Linked DNA regions of Mus musculus: region 1 is linked to region 2. Evidence: chromatin contacts called from ENCODE Hi-C or POLR2A ChIA-PET data. All regions are on one chromosome and are shown on one strand. Each heading gives the region's core, a stretch centred on a gene start or an enhancer-like site at or near the end of the contact. The rest is flanking DNA. Distances are from core to core; before and after follow the strand shown. Region 1 holds the start of Slc41a1 (solute carrier family 41, member 1). Region 2 has its middle 29 kb from the start of Fam72a.

Region 1 (6,554 bases), core at 1,538-4,037, 270 kb before region 2:
AATTCCCTTGGCGTTAGCTCGGGACTCAATCACTACCACCTCCACCCCATCAGGCCCCAGGAACTCTGAGGTCCCAGCCAAGGGCTCTCGCCCAGGGCCATCCGAAGAACAGGGAGAAGGAGTAGGGCCAGTACCATTCGGCTGGTGGATGTCCTTTGGCTCTGGCTTAGAGGACATGACAGGCAGGGAGGAGAGGAGGGGAGAATTTATTTATTTTTCTTTCTCTCTTCGACTCTGACTTGGGAAAGAACTTAGTCTTGGGGTGAACCCAGGCTTGATTGCCGCAAGACCTCTTCCCACGGCTCTCCACTCCTACCGGGCACTGTAAAAACTGATCTACCAAAAGACAGCCCCATCAAGCAATGCAGCCTGGAGCTGGAAGGAAACAAAGTCCTCACCAGATGCAGCAGCTGCCTCTATGGGTAGTGGGTGCCTGCTCCCAGCAGCTCTGTGTTGTGCCAGGGGCAATCTTTGGTTCTCAGTGGCCAGCTCCTCAGAGCAGGAGCAGAAGAGCTCAACCTGAGTCTGGAGTGCCTGATGCTGCAGCCCTCTCTTGGGAAAAGCTGAATGAGTTCAGATCGTTGAGAACGAAGCCTCAATCTGAGGCCAGGGTTTCTTCTCACTCCTGCTGGGTGGCTTCAGCTTCTCACAGCACCGTGGCTGGGCTCAGCTGGTCCCAGTGTCTGCTATCTTTCCTCTCTCTCCCAGAGATGTCTTCCCTTCTTGAGAGGATCTTGTACTTTCTCAGTTGCCTGGTCCTTAAAGTCACAAGAATTGGTGTGGAACACCTTACGTTGGGAGGAAGGACAAAAAGAAGAGGGGGGGGGGGGAGAATGAATGTTGGTACATAGCAAAAACCAGTTCCTACTAGGATGATCTGCAGAGCATGTGGTGTTACAGGGGTGGCTATTAGCTGTTCTTTTCCTGCTAGAATTACACTGTCCTGCCCCACTTCATGTCGAGATGCAGTGAGTTCTATTCCCAGCAGATTCCCAGCCAGCAAACCACCACCCAAAAGGAGGATGCTTCATAGGAGACCTTGGCATTGCCTCCTGAGCAACCTGGGGTGGGCAGGGATGTGATTAGTTGTTTTCTCGGATCTTGATAAGAACTCAGTATTACTTAAGTATAGTCCCTTATCAGTAAAGTTACAGATTCAGATGCAAACTCCCTACGCATTCACTCTTCTTGAGTGACTTATTACAAGACAGCAACAGCAAGACAGGGCAAACAGAGAGGCTGGTCATTGAGGGGAGCATCCCTAGACCTCTAATTGTCCTAGCCCCCTGCTGGGATGGGAGAGGAAGCCAGGAGAACTCCCCAGGCAACCGGGGCAGGGCAAGCCGGCCAAGACCAAGGCCAAGAACCAGAGGCCTCCTTCTTACTCTTGCCCTTGAAAGTCGAGTGTTACAGAAACCACAGGCTAAACCCTGGTCCAGGCTGCATTTACACTTCTCTCTATGCTAGATCCTGTGAGCCTGTCAGATAGGACCCGGCAGTTAACTAGATTGAAGAGACAGAGGGTGAAGCTACTGTTTATTCCTACATTTTTGGTTGCCTGGCCTTCCCCCTTTCCTCTCGGGTTACTGACAGCCAGACATGGTGTAACTCTTAAAAACAAAAATATCATCGGTAAAAGGTGTAGAAAGAGGAAAGAAAAACAAAGTCAGGCAAATCCAAGTGTCACAAGCTAATATGCATTTACTCCCAAATCATGTCTGTCTTTGCCTGCCCTGCTTTTCTTAGCTTAAAGGAATCCCCACGAATTGCCACCAACTTGTTGCATTTCACCAGCATGGCTCTCAATAGTAAAAAAAAAAAAAAAAAAAAATCCAGAGGGTTTTGCAGGTATGATGAACAGGCTGTTAGTATTCCAAACACTCACAATTAGTCAACTCCAGTTTGGTTAAGGCAGAATCAAACTCTAGGGCCCAAGTTATGAGTCTTCCACTAACTCGGTCACCAGCCAAGCCACCTTAACACAGCACCGTTGTTTTCAAAGATCCTCACTAGTCAGCCAAGAGGAAACACTCAGTCTGAGTCCACCGCCCCCGAGCCAGCAAAGTTTCTGAGTTCCTTCGCTAAAACCTGACTGCCCCCTCCCTCCCGTCTTTCTGGCAGGCCACTTTGACCTGGAAGGGGGCTAGCAAGGGGAGCAGGCCAGTCTCTCAACTACATCAGCAGTAAAGCCACTACCGATGGGCCTCAGGCTCTAGGAAGCCGCGTCTCCTTTCCAAGCGGGGATGGACAAAAAAGCCCGGTTTAGGTATCCCCAACTACAGGGGTGGGGAGGAGGAGTGCCTAGTTGATTTCCGCCGACTCCCGGCAACTCAAGACTGCAAAAGCACTGCGTCCTGGAGTCCCCCGCCCTCGTCTCCCTCCCTCCCAGACCCAACAACACTGACCTGCGCCTTGCTGGGGAGAAAGGGCGCCTGGAGAGTGGTAGCAGGGGCCCGCGGAATTGGGGGATGTAGGGTACCCCCTCTTCTCATCACTCCTCCCCCTCAGCCGTCCTCCTCGAGCCCCCGCGTGTTCCCCGCTACACCCCCAGGCAAGGCGAGCGTCCAACCGCGACACCCGGCTCGCTACATTTCGCTTCTGCCTTCCTGTGAGGCCGCCGCTCCGATTCCACGAGGGGAGGTGGCCTGGTGGGGGGCGATCAGGATATTCCGCCTCGGGCTGGTGTGGACCGGACTGGGCCTGAGATGCCGAGCTCGCTCGTCCCCAATCGCCTCTTGCCCGCGGACTTGGACAAGAGTGTTTGGCTGTGGGTGGCAAACGTGATCTGGGGCAGAGCGGGTGGTAACCCCCCTCCATCAAGAATAGAGTCAGGATGGACAACTGCATCAGCCAATCAGAGCAGGAAAAGGGGCGGGCCCCGCCCAGGCCCCGCCCATTTCCCCGGCGTTTCTTGAGCTGGGGGCGGGGTGAGGGGGAAAACGCAGCAGAGTGACGGGAACTCAGAATTGGAGGGTGTTGTGGGCTCGCGGTGCTCAAGCGCGGGCGGGTGCTGCGCTCCTGAGTTCCCACGGCCTCTCAAGGCGAGCGTTCTGCTACGCATGTACTCCTGAATCTTGACTATCTCTAGTGAGCCTCTGGGCCTTCCAGAAGACCCGAAACCACCCCTTTGAGCCGGCCAGCTGGCGATCGCCCGGGCCGCAGCAGCCATCGCGTGTTCCTTCTCCACGCCCAGTCCCTACCTTCTTCCTGGGCACAGTTCCTATTCATCAGGCTCCTCATCTCTCCTTCCAGGTTCCTTGTTCCTCTGGGCGACTGACCGAACCTTAATCTGCCTTAATAAAGTTCCAGCCTTGATAGGGGTGGGGATGGGCAGACTGGAGGGAAAATTTGGTAGACTCATGGCTGGGGCTACACACACCAATGAGGTAAGGGCGGAGGGGAGCGGGGGTTTCCTTTGACCCAATCGTGGCCCCGTGGGAGAGAAGTCTCCATCCCGGGCGAAATGAACGCCAACTTTCCCTGACGCACCTTGTGGAATCAAAGTGTTTTCATCCTCGCTTTTGCCACTTCCTCCCTGGGGTGTCTTCACTTCATCAATCCAAAATCAGTACCAGTTAGTTCTCTTTGGGTTGTTTTTGTGAAGGGGATGTGACCTCCCTATAAAGGAACTCCCATTTCCAGCCTTTCCCCCTTCATCGGTAGAGTCTATAACCAGAGGTTCCTTTCCTGTCACCTTCTTCCCTAGAAATGTTCCTTGGGGCAACTGAGCATTTTTCTAGACCATAGAGCCTATGACCAGAGGTTCCTTTCCTGTCACTTTCTTCCCTAGAAAGGTTCCTTGGGGCAATTGAGCATTTCTCTAGACCGTTGAATAAGGATAGGATGTATATAGGAGAGAAAAAGAGTGCTGGCTACTGAGCACACATGCTCAACAGCAACTGGAGAGGGCCATTCCTTTGGACAATGATAACAAATGTAGCCACAAAAACCTGTCCCCACCTGCTAATCCAGCAACCCCGGGCTCAGCTCCGCTGCTAGGATATCAAAGGTCTATATTTTTTAAGGGCCCAGCAAATGTCACTGTAGTTGAACTCCAATTTTGGTTTCACAGCCAAGTCTATGTTTGGATATGGAAGTTACTCCTAGATTGGGCAACACTAGGTCTTCGCCAGAAGGACCAGTTTTTGTGCACAATGAGTATAGATTGAGAGGAAAACTAAGACTGATTATATGGCTGCCTGAGTGTTGGCAGTCTTAGCCCTTGGGAGACAGAAGCAGGAGACTCTACAAATATGAGGTCGTCTGGGTCTACCAAGAGACAGTGCCTCATAGTTAGAGTTATACAGTTGAGACTCTGCCTCAAGGCCAAAAACTTTCATCCAATAGCAACTTAAAAACAAAATCTTTGTCCTTCTCTTATTTCCACCCCCATACTCTTTATCTACTTGAAAAGTTTTTCTTTTTAGTCGAAGTAAACTGAACATATGGGAAAGTGCGTAAAACCTAGAGTATGGACCACCAAATTATGGTACAGGGAACAGGCTGATGAAACCACCACCAAAAGGAAGAATTCAGTCATTACTGCCACCCCAGAAGCTCCCTTGGTCACTCTCTCACCCTCTTCCCTAGGGTGGCCTCTGTCTGACACTGTTCATTTTGTCTGTGAGCGCTTGGACTTTCTATAACAGAACCTCTCAGGAGGCACTACTATTCTGTGCTTAGTTTCTCTTACTCATACATCACACATGGTACCATTTGTTTTTTGTTTGTTTGTTTTGTTTTTCTTTTCCAGAGATGAGGACCGAACCCAGGGCCTTGCGCTTGCTAGGCAAGCGCTCTACCACTGAGCTAAATCCCCAACCCCAGTACCATTTGTTAATTCACCTTCATTGCAGCGTGATGTCACTAAGCGAGCACAGGGCAATTTGCATCCGTTGATGCAGATTTCAGTTGTTTCCAGGTATTGTTATTTTATGAATCTGCCATGGCATCTTTTTGTTTTTGAAACATAGTCTCTCTGTGTAGCCCTGGCTGACCTAGAATTCACTCTGCAGACCAGGCTGCCTCAAACTCCCAGAGATCTGCGTACCTCTGCTTCCATCTCTGCCTCTGCCTTCAAACATCGGGATTAAAAGCATGTGCCACCCAGCCTGAATTGGCACATTGGAACAGGGCTAGATCATAGGGCAGGCAAATGCTTAGCTTTAGGAAACACTACTAAACAATTTTCTGACGTGCTTTTTCTAATTTATATTCTTGCTAGAAATGCCTTATTGTTTCATAGCCTTATCAACACTGGTATCACCAATCTGAAAAGATTAAAGTTGTAGTCATTCAATTCTAGCACCTAAGAGCAGGCAGAGACAGGTTCATCTTTATGGGTTCAAGGCCAGGCTGGTCTACATAATAAGTTCCAGGCCCGTCAAGGCTACCATGATGAAACTCTGACTCATTTAAAAAAAAAAAAAAGAGTAGCGATTCTAGTGGGTATATAATGGTATTTCCTGTGGCTTAAATTTGTATTGCCCTGATAGCTAATGAGATTAAGCACCTTTCCTCCACATTTCTTTGCCATTTGGATCGTTTTTAAGTATTATCAACTTTCTACCTGGCTTTTTGACTTTTTTTTTAGGAGTTCATATATTTTGGATATGAGTCCTTCATTAGCTTTAGGTATTACAAATATTTCTTTAAGTCTGTGAGCGCAGAAGACATTCTTCTGGGATATCCTGAAGGGCCAGGATCACTGGGTCAGGATTATGGCCTTCATGTTTTAACCACTTCTGTACCTCTGGCACCTGGCACACAGTAAGCGCTCAGAAAATACGGCGAACGTCTGTTGGGAGATAGTCAGATCAGTAACTGGCCTTGATAGTATGATGGGTAATAGAGAGGAGACTGGCCTAGACACTGTGGCCGATGTTATGCTGATTCGTAGAGTTAGACAGCAAGAGAGCCCGGGGGAAGCACGCTTCCTTCCAGTCCAGCCACCTGTAACCTTGAGAAGAGGAAGACTCTTATCCTTTCTGTACCCAGAGAGCAGCTGCAGTCTATGAACTGAGAAACACAGATGTGGGGAGCAAAGGTCACAGATGAAAAGACAGGAATTAGCAGCAGGTAGCAAGCCAGCCAGATACTCCAGGCAAGACTCAGCCATGAGCGTCAGGAAGTGTCAGGAAGCCATAAATGTGGGTCTCTGAGCATTTTCATGACCCCTTTGTAAGACTTGGACTTCCATGTGCCCAAGGGGCTCACATGTTCCTCATCTGGCCTTACAGATGTGTCTACTGCTGAGCCAGTGAAACGGCTCAGTGAGAAAAGGCACTTGCTGATATAGTTCAACCCCTTAGGACCCATGGAAAGGTGGAAGGAAAGAACTGATTTTACAGAGTTGACCTCTGACCTCTATGTGCGTACCTGCTGCCCACATACTACTAATAATGAAAAATTAAGTTATGAAGTCTTTTTAAAATTAAAGTGTTATTTTTATTTAGCATTATGTGTGTATGTGTGCTGGTCTGTGGATGTGTGTGTGTGTGTGTGTGTGTGTGTGTGTGTATTCACATGCAGGTTGGAAGAAAACTGGGGCTGGA
Region 2 (6,157 bases), core at 3,455-5,954:
GGACCTTTAGTAAGCATTTTATTATTAGTAACTTTGGGGCCTTTTATTTTTAATAAAATTACTGGTTTTATAAAAAAAAGCAGATTGATTCCTTGGCATCGAGACCTTTGCAGATTTATTATCATAGACTTGATTTGGCCTTGCTGAACCTGGGGTTGATAATTCTCCTTCAGGAGCTGCATAGGATTCAGACCTGTGCATACTGGTTCTTGATAAAAATGAATCCAGTATGGGCACCAGCGTGGGTTGCGAGGCTAAGCACCTCAGGGGAAGGTCTAACACGGACCATCTCTGAATTCCCCGTGAGACAAACCTGGTTTGCAAGGAGGTTGGTATCTGTTTTCAACCTTATCCTAAGGATTTTTCTAAGGCTCTGCCTCCCCTCCCCAAAAGATACCAAGAGCCATGACTGTGGGTTATGATGGTACCCCCAAGAGGAATCAGGTCAATGCTCCCAACCCCTGATGGTTAACGCCCACTCATCCAAGGATGAGATGACTATTGATCACTCCAGCTCCGTAGGGCCTTATTGAAAAGAATTAAAAGGGAGGACAAAGCCAAACATGGCAAGATTTGGGTTGAGCTGGGGTTCCTAGGGAAAGATTTAAGAGTCGATCTTGTCAGTATTCTACTGATGTGAAGAGACACCATGTCCATGGCAACTTTTGTAAGGAAAGCATTTAGATGGGCCTGGCTTATAGTTCAGAGGTTTATAGTTCATTATTGTCATGTTGGAAAGTAATGGAAAGCTGGCAGGCATGACTCTGGAGAAGGAACAGAGTTCTACATCTGGATCTCCAACCAGCAGGAAAGAGCATGAGTTGTTGGGCCTAGCTTGAGCTTCTGAAACATCAAAGCCCACTCCAAGTGACTTACTTTCTCAAACAAGGCCACACAGTACTCCAACAAGGCCACATGTCCTAACCCTTTTAAATAATGGCACTCTTTATGCACCTATGGGGGGTGGCATTTTCACTCAAACCACCACAGAGCCCCAACTCAAGGTTCTGGCTGTCAACTGGCTTTTATGCAGCTGAAGCTTTTCTTTCTTTTGTCAACTGATGCTGCATCAATAGCTATGAGCCCTCTGTTCTTTGTGGATCCTGAGCCCTTAGGGCTTGAACCTAAGAAAACTCCATATGGAGTTCCTACCTATCCCTGAGTGGGGCAAACGAGCCCTATCCCAGGTATATTTATCTCCTACTATAGAAGAATGACTCCACCACTAGGACAAGCTTACTCTTTCCTCCATGAACTGTTCCCCAGGCTTTTCCAGGCATATCTAACCCACAACCCATGAGCTGCATGTGTCCCAGGACAGCTATAGATGTGGCACGAGACACTTGTAAACACAATGACATATCACAATGCCAAAAGGTTGAAGATCTCTTATCACTGCAGAGACTGAAAGTAGGGCCTGAAGACCTAATTGAGAATTCTTAGTTTTTATTCTTCCCACCGGACTTGATAGCCTTCCCGGTCAGTCTCATTTTCACCTCATTTGCATACTCACATCCAGCCAATTGGAGCCTAAGTGATCCCTTATAAATTCAAGCACCTGGGAGGACCTTCAGCCAGTAGAATCCCTGCAGAGCTCAACAGAAAAGGGAGAAGGCTGTCCTCACAGCCTTCATCTGGGAAGGCCTGACTGATTTCCCTAGACCCGAGGCTTCTGTTCTGGGCAGGATGGTCATTTGAGTCCACCTTCAGGACTCAACCAGAGGTTGCAGTCAACCATTCCTGCCTCCAAGACACTACATCTCAGCTCCAGAAGGCAGTTTGTCTCTGCAGCTGCTTCCAGCCTTCAGTTCCCACTGCTCTCCAGACCCGTGGCTCCAGGCTACCATACAGGCTTACAGCCTCAGAGACCTACAACTCCAGACTTTGGGGCTTGCTACTCCCACTGACCTGCAGACTTGCACTGCAAGGGACTACTTTCAGCTGCCACCCCAAAGTCTAAGCAAAATTGCATTACCTGCAACCTCTTTTTATTAACATCCTACTGAGGGTCTCAGAACTTTTACTTTTCCCTTTAAGTTCCTGCTTCTAAGCAGCAGTGAAGGCTTCCTTGTTTTCCTTTTGCTATCTGACCACTCTGAGGGACCCTCAGGGCTTTTCCAGTCCCACACCCTTCTTACAGCTTCCCCCTCCTGTGAAGCTAGGCCAAGTTCCATTCTCCACCCACATGATCATTCTTAAGTAAAAATTTCTCAGAGTGGGGATGGGGGGGTGAGGACTGACCAAGGGTCAGGGTCTTACAACTCCATTCTTGGAGGGAGGGAGGGAAGAGAACTAGATTGGAAACAGGCAATGGTTTCCAATGACTGCTTCACTTTCAGCAGCCAGGTATGGTTAAAAGAAAGGCAAGGGCCATGATACTGGCCTGGAGTCTGTCAGAACCAAAAGAGCCAGCCCCAGTGGGCTGCAGGCTCAGCAGGAAAGAGTTTAGCTTTTCTCCCTTTTGAGTGTGAGCCTGACCTAGCACAGCAAGTTACCCCATAGAGACTATTGGAGGGAGGAAATCACAAGTGATGTCATAGCAGCAATAATCTAGGACAAGGAAGCCATATGGGTCATTGAAAATGATTGTGGGTTAAGGAAGCTAGATGGGGTAGCATCTCCCATCCACATCAGTGTATTGTGGTGCGTGTGCACACATGCACATGAGTGCATGCTTTATTTTTTTTTTAAGCATCCCTTAGCTATCCAAGATCAATTCACTCTTGCTGAGATCAGAAAGAAGTAGATCTTCAGAGATCTTGCAAATCTCTGTAAAAGGTTTGTTTATGTGATGGTATTCCTTGAGTGTCTTATAGGCGCGTACCTGTGTGCACCATGGATAAACAATCTGATTGAACGTATAAAATATCTCAGTGGATAAAAGTGGCTGCTACCAAGGCAGATTACCTGAGTTTGAGCCCCAAAACCCACATGATGGAGAGAGAACTAACTCTCACAAGTTGTCCCCCAACTTTCAAAAGCATGTTGTAGTATGTTGGAGATTGGTTCTAATGCTTTGATTCAATTGGGAATCTGCATATCCAAACACCAAAGGCCCTTGTGCCCAGTTGGTTTTTGATCTATCAATAAAGATGCCAGTGGCCAATGGCTGAGTAAAGGGAGAGGGGCGGGACCCTTAGAGTTGCACAGGCTAGGATGCAGGGGGGAGGAGAAAGGAATCTCCATGACTCAGAGGAGAGATGCGGAGGGAAACATGTCAGTGTGCAGGCCGACTTGGTGCTGGAGCAGCTGAGAGTGCTATATCTTGTAGTAATTGTTGCAGTAATTCTCTCCATCCCTAATATGCCCTGGCAATGAAAACACGACTCAATTAATATGAATACATTCTGTGCGCCTAGATTAGGTAGATCTACTGCTACACTACCACCTTCCACATCTATGAGACCCCTTAGAATCCACAGGCAGCAGAAGGAGACTGTACCATGCTGGGTACAGCTTGAGCATAGGAGACTTCAAAGCCTGCCTCCACAGTGACACAATTCCTCCAAGGCCACATTTTCTAATGGCTTGTAGTGGTTTGAATATGTTTGACCCAGGGAGTGGCACTATTTGGAGATATTGCTTTGCTGGAGTAAGAGCGTCCTTGTTGGGGTGGGTTTTGAGATTCTCATCCTAGCTGCTTAGAAGACAGTCTGCTCCTGGCTTCCTATGGATGAAGATATAGAACTCTCAGTTACTCCAGCATCATGTCTGCCTGGATGCTGCTGTGCTTCCTGCTATGACGATTATGGACTGAATATCAGAACCCATAAGTCAGTACCAATTAAATGTTGTCCTTTATAAGAGTTGCCATGGTCATGGTGTCTTCACAGAAATGGAAACCCAAAGACAGGTCAAGCACTCAAACACATGAGTCTATGGGGCCATAGCTATTCAAACCACCACAACTAATTTTTCATAGAAAGATATCACTATATACATGTATTGAAACTTTGTGTGTGTGTGTGAGAGAGACAGAGACACAGAGAGAGACAAAGAGAGACAGACCTACACACAAACACATACACAGACATACAGAGAGACAGACACACAGAGAGACAGACAGAGATACAGAGAGAGACAGAGACAGACCTACACACAAACACATACAGAGACACACACAGAGACAGACACACAGACAGAGACAGAAAGAGACAAATAGAGACAGACAGACCTACACACAGACACATACACAGACACACAGAGATAAACACAGACACAGGGAGAGACAGACTTACACACAGACATATATTATATATGTATATATAAATATATATATGTATATATAGAGAAACAGAGGCATATGTATACATATATATGTTATGTATATATAGAGAGACACACAGACAGACAGAGGCAGGCAGGCAGGCAGACAGACAGACAGACAGACAGACGCACGCACGCACGCACGCACGCACGCACGCACGCACAAGAATAGAACTCAATACGTAACTGTATCACCGGGAACAAAGCCTTCTCTATTCCTGTTCAGTGTCTGGCTAAAGGACAGCAGGTGGCAGCAGAGTCCAGCCTGGGGTTGTAGGAGCAGCTAGAGAGAGAAGCAGTTTTTGAGTAAAGCCTTCCCTCTGAAAAATCTTAACACGAGAATAAAAATAGAACAATGAAGAGCTGGTGCCACGAGCTCCAGTCACTGCAGAGCCTGATGTCATTCACTGTCTGCCATCTGCAGAGCCTTGTCCTTCCAGGAGAAAGCAATGGTCCCAGGCTCTGAGTGGCCCCTCCCCAGCTTTGCTCAGGTCACAGGATGAAGCTGGCTCAGCAGGAAAGGGGCTCTGGGCAAGCGGAGCTGGAGGAAGGACTGATTTTTAGGAGACTGCAGACAATAAAGAGAAACAACAGAATGCTAAGTCAAAGGAGGTTGTCGCAGGAGACTACAAAATGCATGGTGCCACTGGAAGAAAAGTTCAGAAGAGGCAAATCTAGAGACAGAAAGAGATTAGTGGTTGTCCAGGGCATGGGGAGGTGGTAACTGTGGCAGAGCTTCTAATGAAGACCTACTTTCTTGACAGGATGGAAAGATCCTGAAATTTGACTATGTTAGGGGTTGTAAAATTCTCTAAGTATGCTAAGAATCATTGAGTTCTACATTTGAAATGGGTGAAATTTATAGAATGTACGTTTTCTTATAAAGATAGATCATAGGCCTGGCTTCTCTCTCTTACTTGCTATGGTCCCTCAGTTTCTTTTCTATACCTACAAAAATTAAGTCAGGATAATCTAACGAAGGCTATAAAAATGTCAGTCCATAGTGAACATGGAATTCGTGTCATTTTGTTTTCCTGGTAAGATGACATTTTATCTCAAAGCTTAGCTGTGTCATGTTTTGCTTTTGATACAACGACAAATGTCTCCACTGCCTTCTATTCCCACACCAGATATTTTCAATGAACAACTTTGCTTATTACACAACATTGGGAAGTCTCTGAGAACAGAAGTTAATAGTGGTGTTGTGCTGGGAAGGGTCTGAGTAGGAGGGAATATCCCTCCCTTCGACTACAAGGAGAACAAGACAGAGTCACTAGAGCATCCCTGCAGTGCAGCCTGTGCAACCATTGCACAATGGGATCCCAGTCCCCACCATTGCCAAAGGTCTCAGATCGGAGGATCAACGATGTTATAGTAAAAACCATTTTCAACTTGTAATTACTATTGTAATGATTCAGTTTCTCGAGAATGGTAATTGTATAAAATTGCTCTTGCAGTTTTCTTTTCAATACAATGTGCCTGTAAACCATGGATATCCCCTTTGTAAAAAGACACTGTAGATAGTTGAACATTTGATTATAGCAAAGTCATTAGTTTCTTGTTACACATTATTGGGTTTAATATTGTTCTTGAAAATAGTTGATGATTATGTTAAGTATAACTTTTCTAATAAAATTTGTGTTCAAGTTGTACATTTTGGAATATACAAAAAAAAAACATTTTCAGAAACTAGAATATTAGAAGAAAAACCAACACAGTACAACATTGTTCCTTTAAATTCATGTGAATTTCTATACCACACTTGTGAACTATTAAAAGATTTCAAAGTTGGACTGGAGAGATGGCTCAGCAGTTAAGGGTGCTTATCCACAGGACTTGGGTTCATTATCTAGCATCCACATGCTGGCTCACAACCATCTGTAAATCCAGT

The links. Hi-C counts contacts between places; a loop is a spot of excess contacts on that map. ChIA-PET counts read pairs that join two places held with the same protein, here RNA polymerase II (POLR2A).
Region 1: a map of left cerebral cortex shows a loop between it and region 2 (2.0-fold over the local background). The contact joins the promoter of Slc41a1 here to the enhancer-like site in region 2. A Hi-C loop is called at or near these places in 1 of 37 maps with a recorded cell type or tissue (left cerebral cortex). POLR2A ChIA-PET finds 5 or more read pairs at or near these places in 2 of 5 experiments (both embryonic stem cell).

The regions. Positions count from the first base shown.
Region 1 is chr1:131,824,245-131,830,798 of GRCm38, reverse strand. Slc41a1 (solute carrier family 41, member 1) reads right to left here and starts at 2,787. Exons shown (of 11, transcript NM_173865.3): 1 at 2,406-2,787; 2 at 1-788. The coding sequence starts at 177.
Region 2 is chr1:131,553,683-131,559,839 of GRCm38, reverse strand. No RefSeq gene overlaps it. Among named protein-coding and RNA genes, the nearest start is that of Fam72a, 29 kb to the right of the region's middle. Within about 2 kb of position 4,704, at least 1 of the 3 ENCODE cell types and tissues checked has a DNase peak (open chromatin) inside an H3K27ac peak, as active enhancers do.